Linked DNA regions of Homo sapiens: region 1 is linked to region 2. A link is an interaction called in ENCODE POLR2A ChIA-PET data of the cell type or tissue named here. Cell type or tissue: HepG2. All regions are shown on one strand. Each heading gives the region's core, and the rest is flanking DNA. Links, peaks and the distances in the headings are about the cores only.

Region 1 (12,480 bases), core at 2,111-10,110, 78 kb before region 2:
TGCAATGAGCATGTGTTACATTTAAAATCATAAAAGCCAATAAAGCTATTTTGATCTCGAAGAAAAAGATAAATATTTAAAATGTCACTTTGCGCACAGTGTCCAACACCCAGTTAAGCTTTCAATAATTACTGGCTATTACCGTTATTATCTACTTAACATATCAAACGCCTAAGTGACCTTCTACTTTCCCTTGACTCTTTAGATTTTTATTTACTTACCCATCTGTTAGAATGTGCACCCTATGAGGGCAGATTTTTTCAAGTTCTTTTAATTGTTTTTCTCCCCTGTTGACAAAAAGAATACATTCTTTCGGGAAAAAAGAAAAAAAAAAGAAATGTAAGAATCTGCCCTAATCTCAATCTCCAAAGATAATCATTGTAGATTATCTAAACACTGTTGGGCAACACTGAGAGCTTTTTCCTGTAAAGGGCTAGATAGTTAATATTTTTGGCTTTGTGGCCACACCATCTCTGTTGCAACCACTCAATTTTGCCCTTACAGCAGAAAAGCAATGTTAAGGAAAAATTATTCATGACTTTTTTTTTTTTTTTTGAGACAGAGTCTTCCTCTGTCACCCAGGCTGGAGTGCAGTGGCATGACCACGGCTCACTGCAGCCCCAACCTCCTGACTCAAGCAATCCTTCCACCTCGGCCTCCATCATAGTTGAGACTACAGTCTTGCACTACCATGGCCTGATAATTTTTTAATTTTTTGTAGAGACAGGTTCTCATTATATTGCTCAGGCTGGTTTTGAACTCCTGGGCTCAAATGAGCCTCCCTCCTTGACCTCCCAAAGTACTGGGATTACAGGTGTGAGCCACCAGACCTGGCTCACAACACTTGTTAAATATGGGAAGGGAGACTTTACTTAGGAGGCAACTATCACTGTAGGAATAGGGACCACCACAGTGGGGTCTTGCAGTGGGCTCAACTCCCGCAAGGGTAAGTGGAGATTTACAGCCAAGGAGCAGGCTTGGTGGCAGTGGATGGAAAATTACTCAGACGAAACATCAGGTGTAAGGGGGCTTCTTGCTAGACAAATTCAGTAGAATTCTTGTTGAAGGGAGACCAGGGTGATAAAGATATTGAGGGTGGGGGATGTTCACTAAACTAACGTAGTGGGATCTTGCTCCAAGTAGATTCTACAAGGACAGGGAGGGAAGCCCAAGGTCAGCTCAGTCAAGCAGAGGACTCAGGGGAGCCTGATTCAAGTTTGGTCAAAGGAGAGCGTCTCTGTGAGCAGCCAGACAACACCTAAACGAATAGGTGTGGCTGTGTTCCAGTAACACTTTATTTACAAAAACAGGATTCAGCCTGACTTGGCCCTGCAACCACAGTGTGCCACCCCTGCCGTAGAACCATGTGGTCCAACAGAAACATGATGGGAACCACATATGTAATTTTCCATTTCCTTGTAGTTTAAATAAAGGTGAGATGAGATCAATTTCTTTCTTTCTTTCTTTTTTTTTTTGAGATGGAGTTTTGCTCTTGTTGACCAGGATGGAGTGCAATGGCACGATCTCAGTTCACTGCAACCTCTGCCTCCCGGGGTTCAAGTGATTCTCCTGCCTCAGCCTCCCGAGTAGCTGGGACTGCAGGCATATGTCACCATGCCCGGCTAATTTTTTTGTATTTTTAGTAGAGACGGGGTTTCACCATGTTGGCCAGGATGGTCTCAAACTCCTGACATCAGGTTATCCAACCACCTCAGCCTCCCAAAGTGCTGGGATTACAGGTGTGAGCCACTGCACCAGGCTGAGATCAATTTCAATGTTATGTTTAATGTTCAACGTTATGTTTAATTTAACCCAATATACCCAAAATATTATTTCCTCACAAAATCAAAACATAATCAAATAATTACTAAAATATTTTACATTCTTGTATTTTACTAAATCTTCAAAATCTGCTGTGTATTTTATACACACGGCACATTTCAATTCAGACCAGCCACATCTCACATGTTCAATAGGCACCTGTTGGACAGCTGAGCTGTAGAATCTAGATTGTCAGCGGGTACAGTGGCTCATGCCTGTAATCCCAGCACTTTGGGAGGCCAAGGCAGGTGGATCACGTGAGGTCGAGAGTTCGAGGCCAGCCTGACCAACATGGAGAAACCCTGTCTCTACTAAAAATACAAAATTAGCCAGGAGTGGTGGCACATGCCTGTAATCCCAGCTACTCGGGAGGCTGAGGCAGGAGAATCGCTTGAACCTGGGAGGCAGAGGTTGCCGTGAGCCGAGATAGCACCATTGCACCCCAGCCTGGGCAACAGAGTGAAACTCTGTCTCCAAAAAAAAAAAGAAACTAGATTGTCTTTGTAAGCATATAATTACACACACACACACACACACACACACACACACACACACACACATTTGTTGTTGTTGTTGTTGCTGTTGTTGAGACCTAGTTTCACTTGTCAGCCAGGCTGGAATGCAATGGTGCAATCTCAGCTCACTGCAACCTCCGCTTCCTTGGGTTCAAGAGATTCTCCTGCCTCAGCCTCCTGAGTAGCTGGGACAACAGGTGTGCACCACCACACCCAGCTAATTTTTGTATTTTTAGTAGAGACGGGGTTTCTCTATGTTGGCCAGGCTGGTCTCGAACTCCTGACCTCGGGTGATCCACCCACCTCGGCCTCCCAAAGTGCTGGGATTACAGGCGTGAGCCACCATGCCTGGCCAATTACATATATTTTTAAAAACAAAAGTAGTATAATAACTTTTTACTAAATAATCTTTCTTAGAGATCTTTCCCTACCATTCTACAAAGATCAATTTGTATTTATTGGGCCAATTATAACATTCCATTGTTTAGATTTATCATATGCTATTTTGTCAGTTCCCTACTGATGGACATCTGCATTGTTCCTAATTTTGGATTGTTATTCAAAATAGTGCAGGGATTGTCCTTTTACATGTAAGTTTTGGCACTAGGCTGGGCGCAGTGGCTTACACCTGTAATCCCAGCACTTGGGAGGCTGAGGAAGGTGGATCACTTGAGCTCAAGAGTTCAAGACCAGCCTGGGCAACATGGTGAAATTCTGTCTCTACCAAAAATACAAAAAAATTAGCCAAGTGTGGTGGTGTGCCCCTGTGGTCCCAGCTACTCAGGAGGCTGAGGTGGGAAGATTGCCTGACCCCTGGGGTTGGGGGGCAGAGGTTGCAGTGAGCCGAGATCTCACCACTGTACTCCAGCCTGGGCAACAGGGCGAGACCCCATCTCAAAAAAAAAACACAAAAAACCAAAACTTTGGAACCTATGGGAGTATATCTTTAAAATAAATTTTTTGTAAATTGAATGCTGGGTCAAATCTATAATGACATTTAACTATTTACTAGCAATTGCCAATCTGGAGGGCTGAAATTCTACCTTGTTTTCCTTTTTTTTTGAGACGGCGTCTTGCTCTGTTGCCCAGGCTGGAGTGCAGTGGCAGATCTTGGCTCACTGTAACCTCTGCCTCCCAGGTTCAAGCAATTCTCCTGCCAGCCTCCCAACAGCTGGGATTACAGGCACGCACCAACATGCCCGACTAACTTTTGTATTTTTAATAGAGACGGGGTTTCGCCATGTTGGCCAGGCTGGTCTCGAACTCCTGACCTCAAGTGATCCTTCTGTCTCAGCCTCCCAAAGTGTTGGGATTACAGGCATGAGCCACCGCTCCGGCCTCTTGTTTTCCTTTGTATCTCCAGCATGTTGGCACTCCATGAATAATTGTTAAGTGAATAGATGGCTGAAAACCTCCCAACAGAGGTGTAGGGGATGAGGAAAGAAATAAGTAAATACAATGGAATACATGGAACAGTTAATGGCATATTAAGGAGACACAAATTGAAACCCCGGAGGTCATGTAGTGAAAGATGCTTGTTTAATATTTCAACAAGCTCCTCTGAGCTCAGCCCAGTTCCTACCCTCTTCAGAAAGCCTCTAGGCCTTGGGCCTCAGGCTATGGCATTTGGGGTTTCCCTGGAAAAGTGCTCTCTATCAGTGTGAATATCAGTCTACCCTGTTGTGAGCAGGACAGAGTGGAGCAGGGAGAGGGGCAGTTGAAGTTTCTACCATATCCCAGGAACATCAGGAAACCCCCTGCTCTGCAGAATCAGATGGACTCCCAGAAGGTTGGGAGTCCCATCTGTGGAGGTCTTTCACACCAGCCCACTGCCCTTCTGGAATAGGGGAGGCTTTCTCCCCAAGACACAACAACTTGTCACCACCATGGCAAGGAAGGTTCTACTCTCCAGTGGCCAAGCACATGGCTAGAAAATCTGTCTACAAAAACCTGAACTTGTCTTGAGGTCTCCCTTCCTCCACCAGTTGAGAACTCTCCCCTGGTACTATCTCTCAAACCAGTGCCTCTGGCCACATTCCCAGCCTTGCCTGGTCCTGTCCAGCCACAGCTAGAGCCTCCCGGCTAGCCTCCCACCCATCAGTGTCCCTTGTGCTCCAGTTTTTCCACTCCCCAGCCAAATCCTCATCCCTAACATCATGAAACCTGGCTTTTATGCAGCACCCCTAAGAAGGCAGGGTCTGGCTTCTGTGCCTTTCTCAGAGCCTGCCCTGGAGATTAGCATGTAATCACTGTTAAATAAAAGGACAAAACAATCACTGGATTTGCAAATTGAACAATTTGCTATCCAAGGTCTTCCTTATGGAATAATTCATTGGACAAGTACTATCAAGTGCCAGTGATATGCCACGCACTGTGCCAGATAAACCTGAAGGACAGGGTCCCTTAAATTCATGGAGCTCATGATCTCTGATCCATATCTAACACTTCCCTAAACAAATTATTTTCACAGCTCCCCAAAAACATCCATGGATCGTTCTTTACTTTTATTCAGTGCAAATGTTTATTTCAGCACCTATGATGTACTAGCATGATGCTAAACTATAGCTTTTAATTTAGTCCTCAAAAGACTCCTCCAAGGAAGGTAGCACTGGCTCCACTTTGTACCTGGGGAAAATGAGATGAGGTAACTCCCAGTTCCACATCTGCCCACTAGCAAGTGGAGTCAGCATTCCAGCCCAGGCCTGCCTCTCTTAGCGTCCAACCCTGTCCTCCTGGAGCTCTATTACCTGGCAAGAAGTATTTGACCCTCCAGGGATGGGGGCATTCCAGTCCAGATAAACACCTGGAGCCTAGCAGGCATTCACTGGTGTGGGGGGTGGGGGGCGGGGGGGCAAGAGGGGTTGGGCGCGGTGGGGGTGGCTGGGGGAGCTGTTGCATTTGACTGGGGAACTGGAAATAAAGATATTGAGAGAGAAAACCGGGAGAGATGGGAAGTTGCTGTTTGCAGAGTTTCATGAATTGCTTATCTCTACATCCCCAAACCTTAGTCCTCAGCATTTCTCATTGTCACTTCTAATAACACATTTCCTTATTTTATTATGGGACTGCTTTATACATGTTGCTGAATGGAAGCTCCCTGAAGTGCCTGGATGTTAGGTGGCTTGTCCAAGCTCCCTTGGTTAGTAGTGGGCCGGGACTAGAATCCAAGCTTACTTTCCAGATTACATAGAAGGAGGTGCAGAAGACCGGAATCTCCTCCCCCTTCCCCCCCTCCCCCCACCCCCCCCCACCCCGCCACAGCTCAACTGTGAGCTGGAGGCTGAACAAAGACAGAACTTCCTGGATCTAGATGAGTCACTGGTTTGTTCTTCCCTAGCCACCTCCAGAAAGCCATGCTGAACATGCCATTTTCCTCACTTGGACTCAGTGGTGGGGAGCCTGACCACGTCTTCTCACCTCCAAGACGGGGCAAGGAGTTGGCTAATGGCCCAGCTTCATTCCTGGGGCATCTACCTTTGAAAATGTGTGCTCCTACTTGGAGCTCTTTAGCATGACTGCTCTCTTTACACATGAGGGGACTGGGGTCCTGAATGATTGACTCACCAAAGACAAAGTCAGTCCCAGGAGAAGCGAGAGCTGGCTGAGGTCTTACAAATCCAAGTTCCTGGTATCTCCTACTCTAAAATGCTGCCGCCTCCCATTCCAGCTTATATTTTCCCCCAAACTCTCTTTGCCTCCATTTTGTCCAGGCAGTGAATCTTGAGGTACTGAGTGACAGGAAGAATGTGGAAAACAGTCAGCTTTAATCCAGCCATTCTGCTCCTAGACATTCACCCAAGAGAGGAAAAACACCTATCTTCAAAAAGACTTAGACATGTTTTTTTTTTTTGTTTTTTTTTTTTTTTTTTTTTTTGCTGTGTTTGTTTTTTAGAGACAGAGTCTTGCTCTGTCGCTCAGGCTGGAGTGTGCAGTGGTGCGATCTCAGCTCACGGCAACCTCTGCCTCCTGGGTTCAAGCAATTCTTCTGTTTCAGCCTCCTGAGTAGCTGGGATTACAAGCGTGTGCCACCATGCCCGGCAAATTTTTGTATTTTTAGTAGAGATAGGGTTTTGCCGTGTTGGCCAGGCTGGTCTTGAACTCCTGACCTCAGGTGATCTGCCTGCCTCACCCTCCCAAAGTGCTGGGATTACAGGCATGAGCCACCGCACCCGGCCTTTCTCTGTATTTTTATTTGTAATAATCAAAAACTGAAAACAGTCCAGGTGTCAACTGACAGATGAATACGCAAATTGTGGTAGATCCATGCAACAGGTTATTACTCATCAATAAAAAAGAACAAACTAGCCGGGCGCAGTGGCTCGTGCCTGTAATCCCAGCACTTTGGGAGGCTGAGGCAGGCAGATCATGAGGTCAGGGGTTCGAGACCAGCCTGACCAACATGGTGAAACGCCATCTCTACTAAAAATACAAAAATTAGCTGGACGTGGTGGCCCACACCTATAATCCCAGCTACTCGGGAGGCTGAGGCAGGAGGATCGCTTGAACCTGGGAGGCGGAGTTTCCAGTGAGCCGAGATCGCGCCACTGCACTCCAGCCTGGGCGACAAAACAAGACTCTGTCTCAAAAAAAAAAAAAAAAAAAGGAACAAACTACCGATCCATATGACCGCATGAATGAAGCTTAAGAAATTATGTTGAGTGAAAGAAGCTAGAGACAAGAGTACATGCCATATGACTCTGCTTACACGATGTTCTAGATCATGCAAAACTAGAAATCAGGTCCATGTTTGCTTGCAGGGGCTGGAAGGATAGGAAGATGCACAGAGGACAGAAGGAGAAGACGATTACTTGGAAAGGGGCATGAGGAAAGTTTTTTGGGTTCATCTTAAAAATGTTCCATATCCTGCTTTTTGGGTTTTGTTTTGTTTTGTTTTTTTGAGACAGAGTCTCTCTCTGTCGCCCAAGCTGGAGTGCAGTGACAGGATCTCGGCTTACTGCAACCTCTGCCTCCTGGGTTCAAGCAATTCTCCTGCCTCAGCCTCCTGAGTAGCTGGGATTACAGGCTCCCACCACCATGAACAGCTAATTTTTTGTATTTTTAGTAGAGACGGGGTTTCACCATGTTGGCCAGGCTGGTTTTGAACTCCTAACCTCAGGTGATCTGTCTGCCTCAGCCTCTCAAAGCACTGGGATTACAGGTGTGAGCCACTGTGCCCAGCGAAAAATGTTCCATATCTTGATAGGTGTGTAGGTTACACAGATGTAAGCATTTGTTAGAACTGACCAAATTGTACACAAGATCTGTGCACTTGGATATCATAAGTTCTAACTACATTTGAAAGATGGGGGAAAAGGTAGTACATGACTGTTGCAAAACTATATAGAAGTAAAGAAGTAAGCAAAAATTATTCCTTTTTGGGGGGCGGGGACGGAGTTTCACTCTTGTTGCCCAGGCTGGAGTGCAATGGCACAATCTCAGCTCACCACAAACTCCGCCTCCTGAGTTCCAGCAATTCTCCTGCCTCAGCCTCTGGAGTAGCTGGGATTACAGGCATGCGCCACCACGCCCGGCTAATTTTCTATTTTTAGTAGAAATGGGGTTTCTCCGTGTTGGTCATGCTGGTTTCTAACTCCAGACCTCAAGTGATCCGCCCACCTTGGCCTCCCAAAGTGCTGGGATTACAGGCGTGAGCCACCGCACCCGGCCAGCAAAAATTATTCTTATTTCCCCATATTCAAATTTCACATCTCTGAGTTAACTGCTATTCATTCTTTCATGCAATAACCTTCCAGAGACCTTTTCTGGGCATATATGAATGTAATTCTGTGTAATGGGCTCACCCTGTACCTCACACTGTAACTGGCAATGGGAGAGGAAGAAGCTACAAAATTGAAAACAGCCGTTTCTGAATCTCAACAATTTCCTGTTCTTCTGTTTTAATATTAACTATTTTTCCATGTTAGAGCCCTCAGAAAGATTTTGTGGATGCCACTAATGGGTAAAAGAACATTTTGAAGATACTGTTTTTTTCTGAATTGTTTTTCTTTTGAAGAGCCACACCCTTCCATCCCACCTCATCCCAGGCTCCCATCTCCTCAGCCCCCTCTTCTTTCTTTCTTTCTTTTTTTTTTTTAGACGGAGTCTTGCTCTGTCACCCAGGCTGGAGTGCACTGGCTCGATCTAGGCTCACTGCAATATCCACCTCCCAGGTTCAAGTGATTCTCCTGCCTCAGCCTCCCAAGTAGCTGGGTCTACAGGCATGTGCCACCGTGCCCGGCTAATTTTGTATTTTTAGTACAGATGGGGTTTCTCCATGTTGGTCAGGGTGGTCTTGAACTCCTGACCTGAGGTGATCCATCTGCCTCGCCCTCCCGAAGTGCTGGGATTACAGGCATGAGCCACCATGCCTGGCCTCCCTCTTCCTTCTTGACATCTAAGGTGACACTGTCTAATCCCCATTGCCTATTTTTCCATTTCTTTTTCTTTTTTTTGAGACAGAGTCTTGCTCTGTTGCCTAGGCTGGAGTGCAGTGGCACAATCGTGGCTCACTGCAACCTCCGCTTCCTGAGTTCAAGCAATTCTCTTGCCTCAGCCTCCCGAGCAGCTGGGACTACAGGCGCCTGCCATCGTGCCCAGCTAATTTTTGTATTTTTAGTAGAGATGGGGTTTCACCATGTTGGCCAGGCTGGTCTCAAACTCCTGACCTCGGGTGATCCACCCACCTCAACCTCCCAAAGTGCTGGGATTACAAGCATGAGCCACCGTGCCTGGCCTTTTTTTCCCATTTCAACTGTGCAAAATCCTGTCATCTTTCATGGGCCTGAGCCCTCTTGAGGTACATGGAGACAGTGCTGATCTCTCATAGGCTAGATCAGTGGTTTCCCAAGAATGAGGACTGTTTTTAAAAGTCTAAACACCCCAAAGATGGCCCTTTATGACACTTTTTATATCTACTGAATGGGAAAATACAGAAAAGAAAAGCATATTAATTAAATGCAATGCTTCTAAATGGATTTGCATTTTATTAACTATAAGAATATCTACATGCGGCCGGGTGTGGTGGCTCACGCCTGTAATCCCAGCACTTTGGGAGGCCAAGGCGAGTGGATCATCTGAGGTCAGGAGTTCGAGACCAGCCTTGCCTACATGCTGAAACCCTGTCTCTACTAAAAATACAAAAAATTAGCCCGGCATGGTGGCACATGCCTGTAATCCCAGCTACTTGGGAGGCTGAGGCAGGAGAATCACTTGAACCCAGGAGGTGGAGGTTGCAGTGAGCTGAGATCGTGCCATTGCACTCCAGGCTGGGCGACAGAGCAAGACTCTCTCTCGAGGAAACAACAAAAAAAGAATATCTACACGCATTAAAATATTACTAAAATAATAGTAATAGCAGTTACTATTTATTGTGTACTTGTTATGTGCCAGGTATTTTGCTAAGTGCTCTCCATGCATTTGCCTATAATTTGGCCCATAACTCCTCAGGGTGGATACCATTTTATCCTCATTATACATTATGAGGAAACTGAGGCACAGAGAACATTAGTAACTTGCCCAAGCTCCCACTGATGGGCAGTGGGGGCCTAGAATTCAGAGTCTGACAGGCACAAAGGATGTAGTGCCACTTGATCCTGCCTCTTTTATTTACTTGCTCTGCAGACAAGATTTGGCTTGTCTCCAAAGCCAAATGAGTTCTCCAGTCCCTGGCTTAAACTCCCAGGAATGAGACTGCCAGGAGGGAGTCACAGGCTATTTGGGGAAGATGGGTGCCGAGCGCTCAGCCTCAACCTGTTGGCTGGCCTGGGACCCCACTAACTCCGGCCCCGTTCTTGGGACATATTTCAGTCCTCTGAGCTCAGGGGGCTTGAGTAGCTCTGCCCAGGCAGGGCTTGTCCAAGTGTCCCCAGATGCTGGAGGGGTTAACAGTTGAGAAGCTGTTTGCAGACCATTAGAAACAATAATCACCTTACCTGTAACCTGATCTACCTCAAAAGAAGGGTCTTGATTTTAGCAAACAGTGTAAGTGGCCTCTGTGTAAAGTGGAGGGGTGGAGCCGGCTGCCTGACTGCTTAGCTCTTGTTTCTCAAGCCAGGCCCAAGGGTCAATTCCTGGGCCTACAGGGTGAGCTCACACCCTTTTCTGGCTGCTTTCTCCCCTTGGAATTCTGAAAACGGCTGCCCTGTGTGCAGTGAGTTGCTACAAGCCCCACATGGCTGCTCTCCTGGCCCAGCCAGGGGGAGCAAGTAACTTTCTGTTTGAGGTCCTCTTGACCAAGAACAGTCACGAACTCTTTCCTGTGCACTCAAGGGCACACTCTTCTTTAATCCTCGCCTCTAAGCATGATTGCTTGCTGTGCTTTCCAATTCACAGGTGAGAAAGAACAGACTTAGAGACAGCAGTGTGAGGAAGCCAGAGCTGGTTGTTAAACTTCAAGAATTTAGTGGCCGGGCATGGTGGCTGAAGCCTGTAATCCCAGCACTTTGGGGGGCCGAGGCGGGCAGATCACGAGGTCGGGAGATCGAGACCATCCTGGCTAACACGGTGACACCCTGTCTCTACTAAAAATACAAAAAATTAGCTGGGCATGGTGGCGGGAGCCTGTAGTCCCAGCCTCAGCTACTCGGGAGGCTGAGGCAGGAGAATGGCGTGAACCCGGGAGGCGGAGCTTGCAGTGAGCCAAGATCGTGCCACTGCACTCCAGCCTTGATGACACAGCGAGACTCCGTCTCAAAAAAAAAAAAAAAAAAAAGAATTTAGTAAGCGAATGGTTAAACATAGCCATTGGTAAGCCTGAGGTGGGAGGACTGATTGAGCCCAGAAGTTTGAAATCAGCCCGGGGAACACAATGAGACCTCGTTTCAAAAAATAAATAAATAGGCTGGGCGCGGTGGCTCACACCTGTAATCCCAGCACTTTGGGAGGCCGAGGTGGGTGGATCACTTGAGGTCGGGAGTTCGAGACTAGCCTGACCAACATAGTGAAACCGCGTCTCCACTAGAAATACAAAAATTAGCCGGATGTGGTGGCACATGCCTGTAATCCCAGCTACTCGGGAGGCTGAGGAAGGAGAATCTCTTGAACCCAGGAGGCGGAGGTTGCAGTGAGCTGAGATAGCGCCATTGCACTCCAGCCTGGGCAACAGAGTGAGAGTGCCTAAAAAAAAAAATAAATAAAAAGTTTATTACATAAACTTATAATTAAGTAAATTATGTTTAGAACAAAGGTAATAAATACACAGAACTCATCACTTACTAATTATTTGACTGTGTTTGTATCTGTGCTTTGGAGGTTACGTCTGTTGTATCTGTATGGTAGAAGTTCTGTGGAATATAGTGTGCTAGTCTACTGCTTTTCCCAACTCTCCATTTAGCGACATCATGCTGGTAACTTGAAACTGGTCATGGTGGTGTCAGAAGCGTTTGAACCAGAGCGACTCCATCTTGGACAGGGACTGGGTAAAATAAGGCTGAGACCTACTGGGCTGCATTCCCAGGAGGTGAAGACATTCTAAGTCACAGTGTGAGATAGGAGGTCAGCACAAGATACAGGCCATAAAGACCTTGCTGATAAAACAGGTTGCAGTAAAGAAGCCGGCAAAAACCCAGCAAAACCAAGATGGCCAGGAGAGTGACCTCTTGTCGTCCACACTGCTCATTATACGCTAATTATAATATATTAGCATGCTAAAAGACACTCCCACCAACCCCATGACAGTTCACAAATGCCGTGGCAATGTCAGGAAGTTACCCTATATGGTCTAAAAAGGGGAGGAACCCTCAGTTCCAGGAATTGCCCACCCCTTTCCTGGAAACCTCATGAATAATCTACCCCTTGTTTAGCATATGATCAAGAAATAACCATAAAAATGGGCAACCAGCAGCCCTTGGGGCTGCTCTGCCTAGTCATTCTATAGTCCTTTACTTTCTTAATAAACTGGCTTTCACTCTTATGAATTTGCCTCAAATTCTTGTGCAAGATCTAAGAACCCTCTCGGGGTCTGCATTGGGGCCCTTTCCGGTAACCGTGTGGGTATTTACACCACAAGAATTGACGGGGCCGGGCGCGGTGGCTCACGCCTGTAATCCCAGCACTTTGGGAGGCCGAGGCGGGTGGATCACGAGGTCAGGAGATCAAGACCATCCTGGCTAACACGGTGAAACCCCGTCTCTACTAAAAATACAAA
Region 2 (12,480 bases), core at 2,123-10,122:
TTATTTATGTTCTCTGAGGAACCATTAACTCCAATAAACCCCAGTAAGGCATGCTCCTAATACCAACACATGAGATATACTTTCTAAGAAACAGCCACTACCAAATCATATATGCAACCACCAGTAAACACTTTTTAATGCGTGATGGGGTTATTTCTAAATTGTGATGGTAGCACTTCAGTTGAGTTTGGTTTTCTCATTTTACTCTTCTCTAAACAACCAAACTTAATGAGGCATTTAAAGAGAGGCACTAACAAACTATAGTCCATTTAGGGGGAAACAACCAGGATAGAGAACAGTCTGGAAACCAGGTGAGTAAAGGTTGATGAAACTGGGAAGAGAAGACCTTGAGGAAGACATGAGAGTTATTATCTAGGCTCTAAAGGAGAAGTTTGAGCATCTTGTGCATAAAGTTTTTTCTCTATTTAGTCCTTGGAGAAAGGGTGTGAACATTTTGAAGGCTCTTGAAATATTTCACCAAATTTACACTGTTAGCAATGTATATTTATTCTTAAATAGGGACCTTAATAAGCTCTGGGGATTGGTATCTGTATAATATTCAGTCTTCCTTTAAAACAATGTGATACATATCTCCATTTTATTAAATCTTCACTTATTATTGCTTAATACAAATTTATTTCCTTGTACAAGCTACTCACATTTATTATTTAGTTTAAGGTTAAACTTTTGTATATTTTTCTTATTAGCTATTGCTGGTATATTAGAATATATTGACATTTGTGTGCATTTACTATATGACAATAATTACTGAATTTCCATTGATGCTAATTACTTCTAGGTGATTCTTTTGGTTTTTCTAGTATTATATCTCTTGTTTATGTTTCATTTCTTGTTGCATCACCCAGGGCTCCTAAAACAGTATTAATAATGGTACTAGTGGTTATTTTTATTATTTCAGTAAGAATCAAACTGGAACTTATGGAGTTTATAGTGAATGACTCATTTTCTCCATTAAATACGTATATCCCGTCATTCACCACATTTCATTTATTCCCCCTCTTTTAAAATAACTGCTATACTGAGATATAATTCACATACCATGTGATTCACCTATTTAAAGTCTACAATTCAATGGTTCTTAGTTTATTCAGAGTTGTGAAACATCACCACAATCGATTTTAGGGCATTCCACTAACCCTCTGAAAAAACTCTATATCCATTAGTAGTCACTTCTGTTTTCCCTCTGCCATGCCCCTGCAAGCCCAAGGAACCAATAATTTACTTTCTGTCCAGATGCAGTGGCTCATGCCTGTAATCCCAGCACTTTGGGAGGTCGAAGCGGGCAGATCACCTGAGGTCAGGAGTTCATGACCAGCCTGGCCAACATGGTGAAACCCCATCTCTACTAAAAATACAAAAAAATTAGCCGGGCATGGTGGTGTATGCCTGTAATCGCAGCTACTCGGGAAGCTAAGGAAGGAGAATTGCTTGAACCCAGGAGGCAGAGGTTGCAGTGAGCTGAGATGGTGCCACTGCACTCCAGCCTGGGCAACAAGAACAAAAACTCCGACTCAAAAAAAAAAAAAAAAAAAAAGATATATATATATATATATATATATATATATATATACTTTCTGTCTTTATAGATTTGCCTATTCTGGAGCTTTCATGTAAATATGATCATATAATATGTAGTCTTTTATGACTGGCTTCTTTCACTTAGCATAAAGTGTTCAAGGTTCATGCTGATTTTCTTTTAAATGCCTTCACTGTAAGTCTCTTTTTTCCACCCTGCCCTAGACTTTTATCTCTCCTCTCTAGATTAATAAACTAATCTCCTAGTTTTATTTCTAGATGTCAGTCTTTTTTCTTAGATCCATCATGCATACATATTAATCAGTTTTAGACATCACTTTCATCACATACCATCTCTTCCCTCAAACCTTTAGTGAATTCTTCATTTTTGAGATGGAGTCTTGCTCTGTCACCCAGGCTGGAGTGCAGTGGTGTGATCTAGGCTCACTGCAACCTCTGCCTCCCAGCTTCAAGCGATTCTCCTGCCTCAGCCTCCCAAGTGGCTGGGATTACAGGCATGAGCCACCATGCCCAGCTAATTTTTTGTATTTTTAGTAGAGGTGGGGTTTCACCATGTTGGCCAGGCTGGTCTCAAACTCCTGAGCTTGTGTGATCTGCCTGCCTCGGCCTCCCAAAGTGCTGAGATGATAGGTGTGAGCCACTGGGCCTGGCGAATTCTTAAGTGTATCATTAATCAAAACTCTTCACTCTTTCATTTCATAAAATTATATTGAGTTACTATGTCCCAGACACTCAATGTAGAGTGAACTGGACAAAACTGGAGCTTATATTTTGCCTGGTATGCAAGTGGATTCCATATTAGCCATCCAAACTCATTTCGTATTTCTTAACATGTACCTCCTGTTGTGAGCAAATTTTCCCCTATGTAGAACATGCTTGCTCTTGCTCCTGTGCCTTCATCCATGCCATTCCTCTATCTGGAGTTTCACTTTTCTTAACCCTTACTTAAATTTCATGTAGGCTTCACAGCTCAGATCTACCCTGTCTTGATCTAGAAAGCCATCTTTGGCTACTTCAGACACCATAAATCTCTTGTGTTTCTCCCTAGAAATTAACTTTTACATCATATAATACAGAACTTGATGCTGTTTTGTACTCTTTGCTTTTAACATACGATTGTTTTGCTTATCCAATTGTAGACTGAACATTTAAAAATGATGATATTTGACAATTTTTACCCATACAAATGGCAATTTTATATGGAGAAATCTAAGAGAATATAAATTGCTTGAGGGCAAAGACAGTCTCATACTTGTTTGAAATATCCCGTCTTCCAGGCACCCAAGTTCTTGTTGACTAACCAAGGACACTTTTCTGTCTTTACCCCTGGCTGTCAGCAGTCATATCTTAGGTTGTCTTGTGTCGCAAACATTTTCAATCGTTCTGCTGTGTGATTCAAGGAGGAGGATAAAGAGTGCATGGCCTCTGTGGCAGCTCAGCTATTCAGGGATCCTTTTGCTTCTTTATACTTGATTTACTTGATTAATTGCTCTTCCCATTTGTCAGCTTACATTCATGGCCATGTTCCAAATGGCTGAAGCTGCTGGAATTTTTTTATCCAGAAAAGTGAGGTAATAGTATGAAGTTTATTTTAGAATTTACAAACATTCCTTTAATATTGTAGAAGGAAAACCTTACATTTATAATTTTCCAGGGGTAAAGATATATTCAGAAGGGTTAATCTTGTCTTTGAATACAACTATTAGAAGCACTAGGAACAGAATCCGGCCATCCTAGCATCTGGTCCAGAGGTTTCATCACTATGAAGAAGTGGGCTCCAGGTGTGATTTCTCCTAGGGTTCTTTTTGAAAAAGCATACATACATAGACACACACACACACAAAATTATATAAATCATTTTATATATAATACATACATAAATGCATACATACACACATAGACATATACATTTATGTTTATAAATATATTATTTATTTATTTTGGATACGTGCTCAAAAATAAATCAATTGTCTTTCCTCCCACCATCCCAAGAGCCTTAACTTTCACTCCCACTTCCTAGCCATCTCGGTAGGGGCTTAAGGGGCCATATTATACAAATACTAGGAAGGCAGAGTGGCCTCAAATATTAGACCAAAGCCAGAGGAGCATACTACCTTCAGGTTCCAACCAAGAATGAAGAATAGAAAAGAGCTGCCAGAATGCCACTGGGCCATTGGATCTGAAAATGACTATGGGTGAGACAAAGTCAAATGAGGCATCCTGGCCAACAAGTACACAACAGTGAGAAAAGTCAGACATTTGAACTCTGCTATGTCAACCCTAAACTGCTGTGACTTGCTAGAGTGACCACAGTCCTCAACAGGGCTCAGCGTGGGGAAAAGTCCTAGAAACAGTGTGCTCTGGCTAGAGTTGATGCAGGGGAATCTACTATCACTGAGATCAAGCCAGGACCAACTAGGACAAAATAAACTTCAAAATGACTTCCTTAACTGGTCAAAGCTTATTATTATTTTTTTTTTTTAAATCTAAACATGGTAGAGTTTTTGCTTCTCAGAAACTGGGGTATTTTCCAATGGATAGTGGTGGACTCATTAGGGAGTCTCCCAGAGGGGCTGGCCTTCGGGAGCTTTCCATACCCCATCATAACTCAGTTGTCTCTGGGTATTGGGAAGTAGTGGGGTAGAGTGGAAAAAGCAAGGCTGATCTGAGGACAAATTCTAGCTCATCTACTTTCCAGCTGTGAGACTTTGGCAAGCTACTTAACCTCTTTGAGTCTCAGTTTCCTTAACTGAAAAATTAGGACAGTATCCACTTTGCAGGGTTGAGAGAAGGATCAGATTTAATACATTGAAAGCATCGAATATAGTTTCTGACTTACAGCAAGGGATCAATAAATAATAGCTAATTAGCTTATCCCAATCTAAATAGAGATTTTCTATGATTTAGACTCATTCCTCCTTTTAAACACTTGAGATTTACATCAAGGGGAAGGAAAAAAGCTATGAAGGCCACATGTCATTTTTTTTTTAAAGGAAGACATCAAGTTGTTCATCTGTTTGGATGGGATCAGTAGAAATTAATGTAAAGCAGTCACATCCATTTCTTCTGATATTATCTGTTTGGATGGGATCAGTAGAAATTAATGTAAAGCAGTCACATCCATTTCTTCTGGTATTGCTGTAAATAAGAAAACAGGGCTTGTACAAGCATACGTAATTTTGCCAAGGCCAAAATGCTAGGGGGAAGACATTTAACATGCCTCAAACTTAATCTGAATCACTTACGTAAGATAACATCTTAGCAACACCTGGAAATTGTGTCTTACTCCTTTCCTACTTGTACTTAAATTAGTCATAGGCTAATATAACTTTATAACAACCCCTCAAAAAGTCAAAAGGACACTTCATCTTTAGCATTAGAAGGCTGGTAGTTTTTAGTTAAACCAGGCGGTCATTTGGTAATATGACTAGTGATAGTGAAACAGACCTGAGATGAGGTTTAGTTATCTCTATTTATTCCCTCAAAGGGCATGTCTACGTGAACAAAATCATGACAGTGTAATTAGAAGGAAACGTGTAGCTCTTCCCCCATTTCCTTGCTTCCCTGCACTCAACCTCCTTTCCCTTTCTCCATATACCAAATTGCCCTATCTCCTTGAGAAAAGGCAGATGTCCAAAATAGGGTGAAAGTTTGTTTCTGTTTTCCATTAAACTTAATGTCTTGTACTAAGGAAGGTACTAGTCTGATTTATTTACTTGGGGAGTGTGTATATATGACTATTTCAGAGGTGTTATACTAACTGGGTATTCAAAGAATACACATTTTCATTTGTAACAAAATTAGGTCACTTTATTGCCCTGTAACACAAAGACAAAATGTAGCATCAAGCTTGTATCGGCTTCCAGATTTTGCTATTTTTCCACCTTTGCAGTCTGTCTATAAATTCTTTTCACCATCATTTTAGGTACTTCTAGAACTCAAGGAACTGCCAAATATCACTTTCCACCATCCAGTCCCTGACAAATATGTCAAATATGCTTACCCTTCTTGTGTGAAAGAAGCCCATGAAATCTGCCTGGTTGAACTTCCAGCTCAGGGATACACACATTTTGCCTCCCTCTTCTATTCTGGTCAAGATGGTCAGCATTGGAATTTGAGGCCTATGGCTTTCTTGCAGACTAAGACAACAGACTTTATTTGATTTACTTTCTTGCAGACCAATCAAAAATTACAATTAAGTTAAAAAATAACCTAGTGCTGCCTTCCCCAAACCACAGTTTCAGAAACAGCTGCTTATTACTCATGTGTGGCACCAGGAAATTGCAGTGTCATGTTCAAGGTCTGCAGCCAATAGAGATCTGTGGGATTGGGAAAAGGGCACAAATGATTCTTTTATGTTGGTTACCTTCACTCCCTCAGCACCACCACAAAATTCAAAATTTATGGGGGGCGGAGAAGACAGAGAACTAGTAACCTGGGCAAGAAAAAAGAGAGGAAAAAGCTCTTTCTCATCAAATTTCCTTATGCATTGGCTAATTCCTTCCCTCTGATTTGTCAATTTACCTTCCATTTCAAAACAAGCTTCCTTAGCCATTGTGTAACATCTAGATTTGGAGCGACTGTCGGGAATGCTTTGGTGAAGAGGGCTGCTGCACTTGACAAACAACTCCGTCTCTGAAAGTCTAACCAAAAGACCCAATTCACAGTGAACGGTCACCTGCCACTCACTAGGAACAGGCTGGCTTGACGAAATGGAAGAATCAACATTGTCACACATTGTGAAATAATTTCCCATATAGTTCAGTTGCATTTGCCTGGCCAGACAACCATGAAAGGTTGCATTTTGTTTCTAGGGTCATTTCTCAGTTCATTTAATAGGTGGGTAGAGTGAAGTCTAGTGGCCTTGGCCAGGTGAGTTCATGGGAAGTTAGGAAAAAACAGCCTGTGGATTCTGCTCAAGCTTGAAAATCCTAACACACCTCACGAGACTATTCTGAATCCTCAATTTTAAATTTTACTTCTCTTACTCATCAATCCTTAAAAATAGAAAATGAAAAGTAAGCTGGATGTGGGGGCTGATGCCTGTAATCCCAGCACTTTCGGAGGCCAAGGTGGGAGGATCACTTGAGCCTAGGAGTTCCAGACCAGCCTGGCAATGAAGTGAGATCCCTATCTCTGTAAAAAATTAAAAAATTAGCCGATTGCAGTGGTATGCACCTGTAGTCCAAGCTACTTAGGAGGCTGAGGTGGGAGGATCCCTTGAGCCCAGGAATTTGAGGCTGCAGTGAACTACGAGCTATGATTGGGCCACTGTGCTCTAGCCTGGGTGACAGGGCGAGACCCCATCTCAAAATAAATAAATATCACCAAAGTATATGGGATATTCCTATTTCAAAAAGTTGTTCAAAACTCCATTTTCCCATAATTAACCTTTGAGCTCCTTATCATGGCTCAATGCTGGGATGTTTGTACATAAACATAGAAGTGTCTCTTTTCTAATTAGCTGCTCCTCACCCTCCCCAATCCATTATGGGACTACTCTAACAAGACTTAAATTTTGGCTAATCAAGCACTTTACTGAGGGTGGATTGTGATGCCACCAATTAGCTCTTATCTGATCCTCTCCCAAAGGTGATAATTTCTGCTTAGAGCTGGGAAACTATGTGATAGTTTAATCTGGTTTAATGCAATTGGGTAGATTTATGAGTGGCCACCATCACTCCTATCAAATTACATTTTGCTCTCTGCTGGAAACTAGGTCTTAGGGAATAAAAGATTTAAAAAATTTCAATTTCATTTTTCTCAGTGGCTAGAATGGCAAAGATGAAACCGAGAAGGCACATTTCTTATCCAGAAAAATATATGGGATGGGGTCTACTTCAGACAGCTTTTCTGCACTAAGTGCCTCAAGGGTTGTGGTTTAGTTAAACCACAACTCCATGGAACTTAATGAAGCATTTGCAAAGAGTAAGTACAAGAATGTGGTCCAAATATTCTGAGCTCAAAACAGGTTATATGATCTGATATAGGTACATGTGTTTTATTTATGAGGAAAATAAACTACAGTATTTTAAATTGAGACAATTCCAGAAAATTCTCATAGATGGTCAGCAGAATTGTGCTTCTCTGTTGAGTTAGTTACATGTTTGAAATAAATCTGATTTAGGTCTCTACTATTCCTTTTAGCCCGAGTTCTGACATTACTGACTCATTGAGCAGTAAATGAGGAAAAGTTCTAAGCAGACTTTTTAACTCACCTTCGTTACTTAATATATGAGAAAACTGAGCCCAGAGAGGTGATGAGCTCTACCTAAGATCACCCAGCTAATTAGTGACAACTTCTGACTCACTTTCTTAAGCACCCCTTGCTACTCCAAGGAAGGGGCCTTTCTGAGGGCATCTGAGGTCAGAGTGTAGCCCCAGGATTTGGTTCAGCTCAGGAATTCTGAGGTCACTGGATGCCTACTGACCCACCTTGTAGAAATGTAAGATTTCTAAAACTGAGTTCCTGCACAGAAGCAGGATTGTGCAGACTAAATTAGCCCAGGTTTAGATCCACAGTTTTGATCTGAACTGGATCTGCCTTTGGCTTATTGAAAAATAATACCTCTAGTCCTTATATGAAGTTCTTGTATAAAAATTCTTTTAATGGTCACATCTCATGCAATTTTCTGAATATGAAGATGATCTTTAACAGCATCTTATTGGCTCAACTAGGGGAAACTCATAAATTAAAGTTACACAAAATTCTGTGACAGAAATGGATTTATCATCAACTTAAACCCGAGGCGGCCGGGCGCAGTGGCTCATGCCTGTAATCCCAGCACTTTGGGAGGCTGAGGGGGATGGATCACCTGAGGTCAGGAGTTTGAGACCAGCCTGGCCAACATGGCGAAACCCCGTCTCTACTAAAATTACAAAAAAATTAGCCGAGGGTGGTGCTGCATGCTTGTAATCCCAGCTACTCAGGAGAATCACTTGAACCCGGGAGGCGGAGGTTGCAGTGAGCCAAGATCGCGCCAGTGTACTCCAGCTTGGGCAACAGAGTGAGACTCCGTCTCAAACAAACAAACAAACAAACAAACACCTTAGGCTATTTGCCAAAACTAGAGAAGTAACTTTATTAAAAGGAGAAGCAACTACAGCTGAGGAAAAACAGAAAGCAAAACAAAGCAACTCCCTGTATGTACGTATGTGGGAGAAACTAAAGAAATATGGCTTTTCAGAAACAGAGGAAAAACAAAAGTAGCATTACCTGATCATGTAGGGGAATGAACCATAAGAGTTAGGAGAGACATGAAAGGCTGAGAGCAAAGAAGGGAAGAAGTAGGGAAGGATGAAAGCAATAATAATAATAATAACAATGATAGTGATATTTAAAAAAAGAAGAAATTGGGCTTGATGGTTCTGTGGCAATTTTTTTTTAAGTTTAAAAAATAGAGAACACAGGCTTATAAAGAGGGAAGAAAGTTTCATTGCTCAATGAAGCTGATTGAGATCTGAAATGGGAGTTGGAAATCTTGGTTTCTATTCCCAGCTATGTCCCCAGTAAGCTCTATGACCTTTTCTGTTAATCACTTAACTTCTCCATGCCTCAGTTTCCTCATCTACAAAATAAAGTGATTCTATTCAGTCATTCAAAACTAGATGATCAATAGGGATCTCTTTCAATTTGAAGATTGTACGATTTTATAATTAACCAACAAGGAAGACATCAAAAGAAACTTGTTGAATAGCTCCAAGAATGTTGCAAGGGAATATCTGCGGAGCTAGATAAAAGGTGAGTTTAACCAGACTAATTAGAAGATACTCCAGGAAATTCTCAACAAAAGTGAAATAATGTCACCAGCTTTTTGTTCCCCTGCCTGCTGAGCTCCATTCAAAGAGGGAAGTAAGGCCTTTTAAGAATCATCCCCTCACAGGTATGCAACCAGTTATCAGTTTTCCTGAAAACCTCTACAAATCCCTTCCTTTCATCAATGCATTTAATTAGTTAATGTTTAGATAGCACTTTCGGGATGTAAAGTACAATATAAGGGCTCAACATTATTATTACTTAACAGCTTTTATGGGACCAGCCATTCCTGAGATTAAATGAGAAACTAAAGTGAGTCCCTGGTTAGAAGGTTGTGATCTAATACATTGCTGGCTCACTGATGAGGAAAAACAAGCCCTGCATGTACATTGAAATAGGTGCTTTTATTAGCCTGTATATCATTGTCTAAGATGGTTGGGGATTTTTACTCTTTGCTTCAAGGTCCACAAGTAGAAGCCACAACTTTCAATACAGTAGTGATTACAATTTCACATGTCCTATATTTCTAGAATATTATCTGTTGTGTCTGCAGTGTCTGTATGCCTGGGCACCTGTACATCCGGAATATGGATTCAAATACATGGGAATTTGCTATACAATAAAGGTGGGGAAGATGAATTTTTAAATAAATGATGTTGGGGCAAGTTGTTAGCCATCAGGGAAAGCAAATAAGCTGGATCCCTAACTCATCTCATAAAAACTGTATTTTCAGGCCGGGCATGGTGGCTCACACCTGTAATCCCAGCACCTTGGGAGGCCGAGGTGGGCGGATCACCTGAGGTTGGGAGTTCGAGACAAGCCTGACCAAAATGGACAAACCCTGTCTTTACTGAAAATACAAAAGTAGCCAGGCGTGATGGCACACGCCTGTAATCCCAACTACTTGGGAGGCTGAGGCAGGAGAATTGCTTGAACCTGGGAGGCGGAGGTTGCGGTGAGCCGAGATCGTGCCTTTGCACTCCAGCCTGGGCAACAAGAATGAAACTCCGTCTCAAAAACAAACAAAAAAACTGTATTTTCTTTTTTTTGAGATGGAATCTTGCTCTGTCGCCCAGGCTGGAGTGCAGTGGCACGATCTTGGCTCACCGCAACCTCTGCTTCCTGGGTTCAAGTGATTCTTCTGCCTCAGCCTTCTGAGTAGCTGGGACTACAGGTGCACACCACCATGCTCGGCTAATTTTTGTATTTTTAGTAGAGATGGGGTTTCACCATATTGGCCAGGCTGGTCTTGAACTCCTGACCTCATGATCCGCCCGCCTTGGCCTCCCAAAGTGATGAGATTACAGGTATGAGCCACCATGTCTGGCCTTTAAAAACTATATTTTCTGATAAACTGAAGACTTAAATATAAAAAGAAAACCATAAAATATTTTTAAAACTATAACATTAGGGAAAAATATTAGAAATTTAGAATATTAGAAAAATAGAATTTACCCCATTTATGTGGGGTAAATATTTTGTAATCTTAGATGCTATAAAAAAGTAATAAATCTAAATATATAAAGTAAACAATTAGTTCAATATAAAATATCATTTAAAAGTCAAATGACAGAAACAAAAAAAAATTTCCTATTTATATGAAAAAAGTGTCAATTTCCTTAGTATACACAAAGCTCTCTTAAATTAATAAGGAAAAGACCAATGTTATAACTTAAACACATGTTAATAAAAAGGCAATTCAGAAAAACTACAAATGGCCAATAATGATATTAAAAAGATGCTCAACTTTACTTCTCATGGAAAAAACACAAATTAAAACAACACTGTGAAGTTAATTTTTATTTATCAGATTGGCCAGGATTAAAAATATTGTTAATATAGAAAATTAATGTGTGTTCAGGAAAACAGGCACTCTCAAGACAGTGAATGGAAGTATTAAATTGGTTCTACCTTTTCAGAAGGCAACTGGACTGGCAATATTTATTGAACTGCGAAGCATGCATACCCTTTGACCTAGCAGTCTTACTTTAATGAATTTACACTACAGAGATATTCACACAAGTGTACAGGGAAATGTGGAGGGTGTTCACTGCAGTATAGGTCCTCAAAGAGAAACACTGGCCAGATTGAAAACACACACAAACACACAACTTAGGTTTAGCTGGGCGTGGTAGTGTGGGTAGTGTGCACCTTGTAGTCTCAGCTACTTAGGAGGCTGAAGTGGGAGTATCCTTTGACTCTAAGATTCTGAGGCCAGCTGGGCAACACAGTGAGGCCCTGTCTCTTAAAAAAAGCAAACAACAACAACAACAACAACAACAAAACAGGTTTAAGTTACCTTGCTTAACTTACCTAGCTTACACCTCAGTTACTTTAGGTATAAGATAACTCTGTTATGCAGCCAGTAAAAAGAATGAGGTAAATCTTCATGTGTACTAAATGTGTATACATGCCCAAATATCCACAGTATAATGTGAACTGGAAAAGACAAAGCACAGAAAGGTGGCATAGTCTGATCCCATTACAAATATTTAACATTTGTAATTGTGTACAATTGTCTGGAAGGACACAGACTGGCTACAGTGAACAAAAGCTACCACTGTAGTGGGATGTAGGGGAGAAAAGGGCTGACTTGAAAAGCTCAGGCGATCCTCTGCCTTAGCCTCTTGGGCAGCTAGGACTACAGGTGTGAGCCATTGCACCTGGCTGATTTTTAAATAATGAATATGAATTGTCACTTTTATAACAAATATTTAAATTGTTAAAAAAAAAACCAATGACAGCTCTACAAAGCATGGCTTTAGAAGTAAACAAACATAATCTGCATATGCATATACATAAACATTATAAAAATGTAGAAAGTCTCTATTTTTTTGGTTTTAGATGACCTGTGTTTTCACTTGTCCCTAATAATATGTTTATTTTCACAAAAGTTCTTGAAAATTGCCTATCAATGAATCTGTCATGACTATATCAGGCTTGTTTGCTTCCCATGAGACTTGTCTGCCTAATCAGAATGTTCCCTTACTTATGGGTCTCTTAGGCTTCAGCCCATTCAATTAGAATGACTTATGCAGTGTCAATAGCCATATCTAATACCAGGCGATTTAAGGATGGTTTTTGTTTACATGATTAACACTGAATTCTAGACACTTAAACTTATCTCTTTAAATACTTGACTGGGACTTAAGTAACCAATCAGTTAG

The links. Peaks named below come from ENCODE experiments on the same cell type or tissue, not always from the same donor. Only the 100,000 strongest peaks of a DNase experiment are listed, where the experiment ranks them.
Region 1: POLR2A ChIA-PET joins it to region 2 with 12 read pairs; 6 of 35 experiments call an interaction of 5 or more read pairs at or near these places.

Annotation. Positions count from the first base shown.
Region 1 is chr2:207,786,720-207,799,199 of GRCh38, forward strand. No RefSeq gene overlaps it. Among named protein-coding and RNA genes, the nearest start is that of FZD5, 23 kb to the left of the region's middle. RefSeq lists enhancers at 9,029-10,014, 10,015-10,999. In HepG2, for the core only: a CTCF peak has its summit at 9,141; DNase peaks (open chromatin) are centred at 5,022, 5,652, 7,772 and 9,972.
Region 2 is chr2:207,864,248-207,876,727 of GRCh38, forward strand. The region is part of intron 6 of PLEKHM3 (pleckstrin homology domain containing M3); the gene reads right to left. Among named protein-coding and RNA genes, the nearest start is that of FZD5, 100 kb to the left of the region's middle. In HepG2, for the core only: no CTCF peak of the experiment used is centred there; a DNase peak (open chromatin) is centred at 6,244; H3K4me3 peaks cover 854 bases.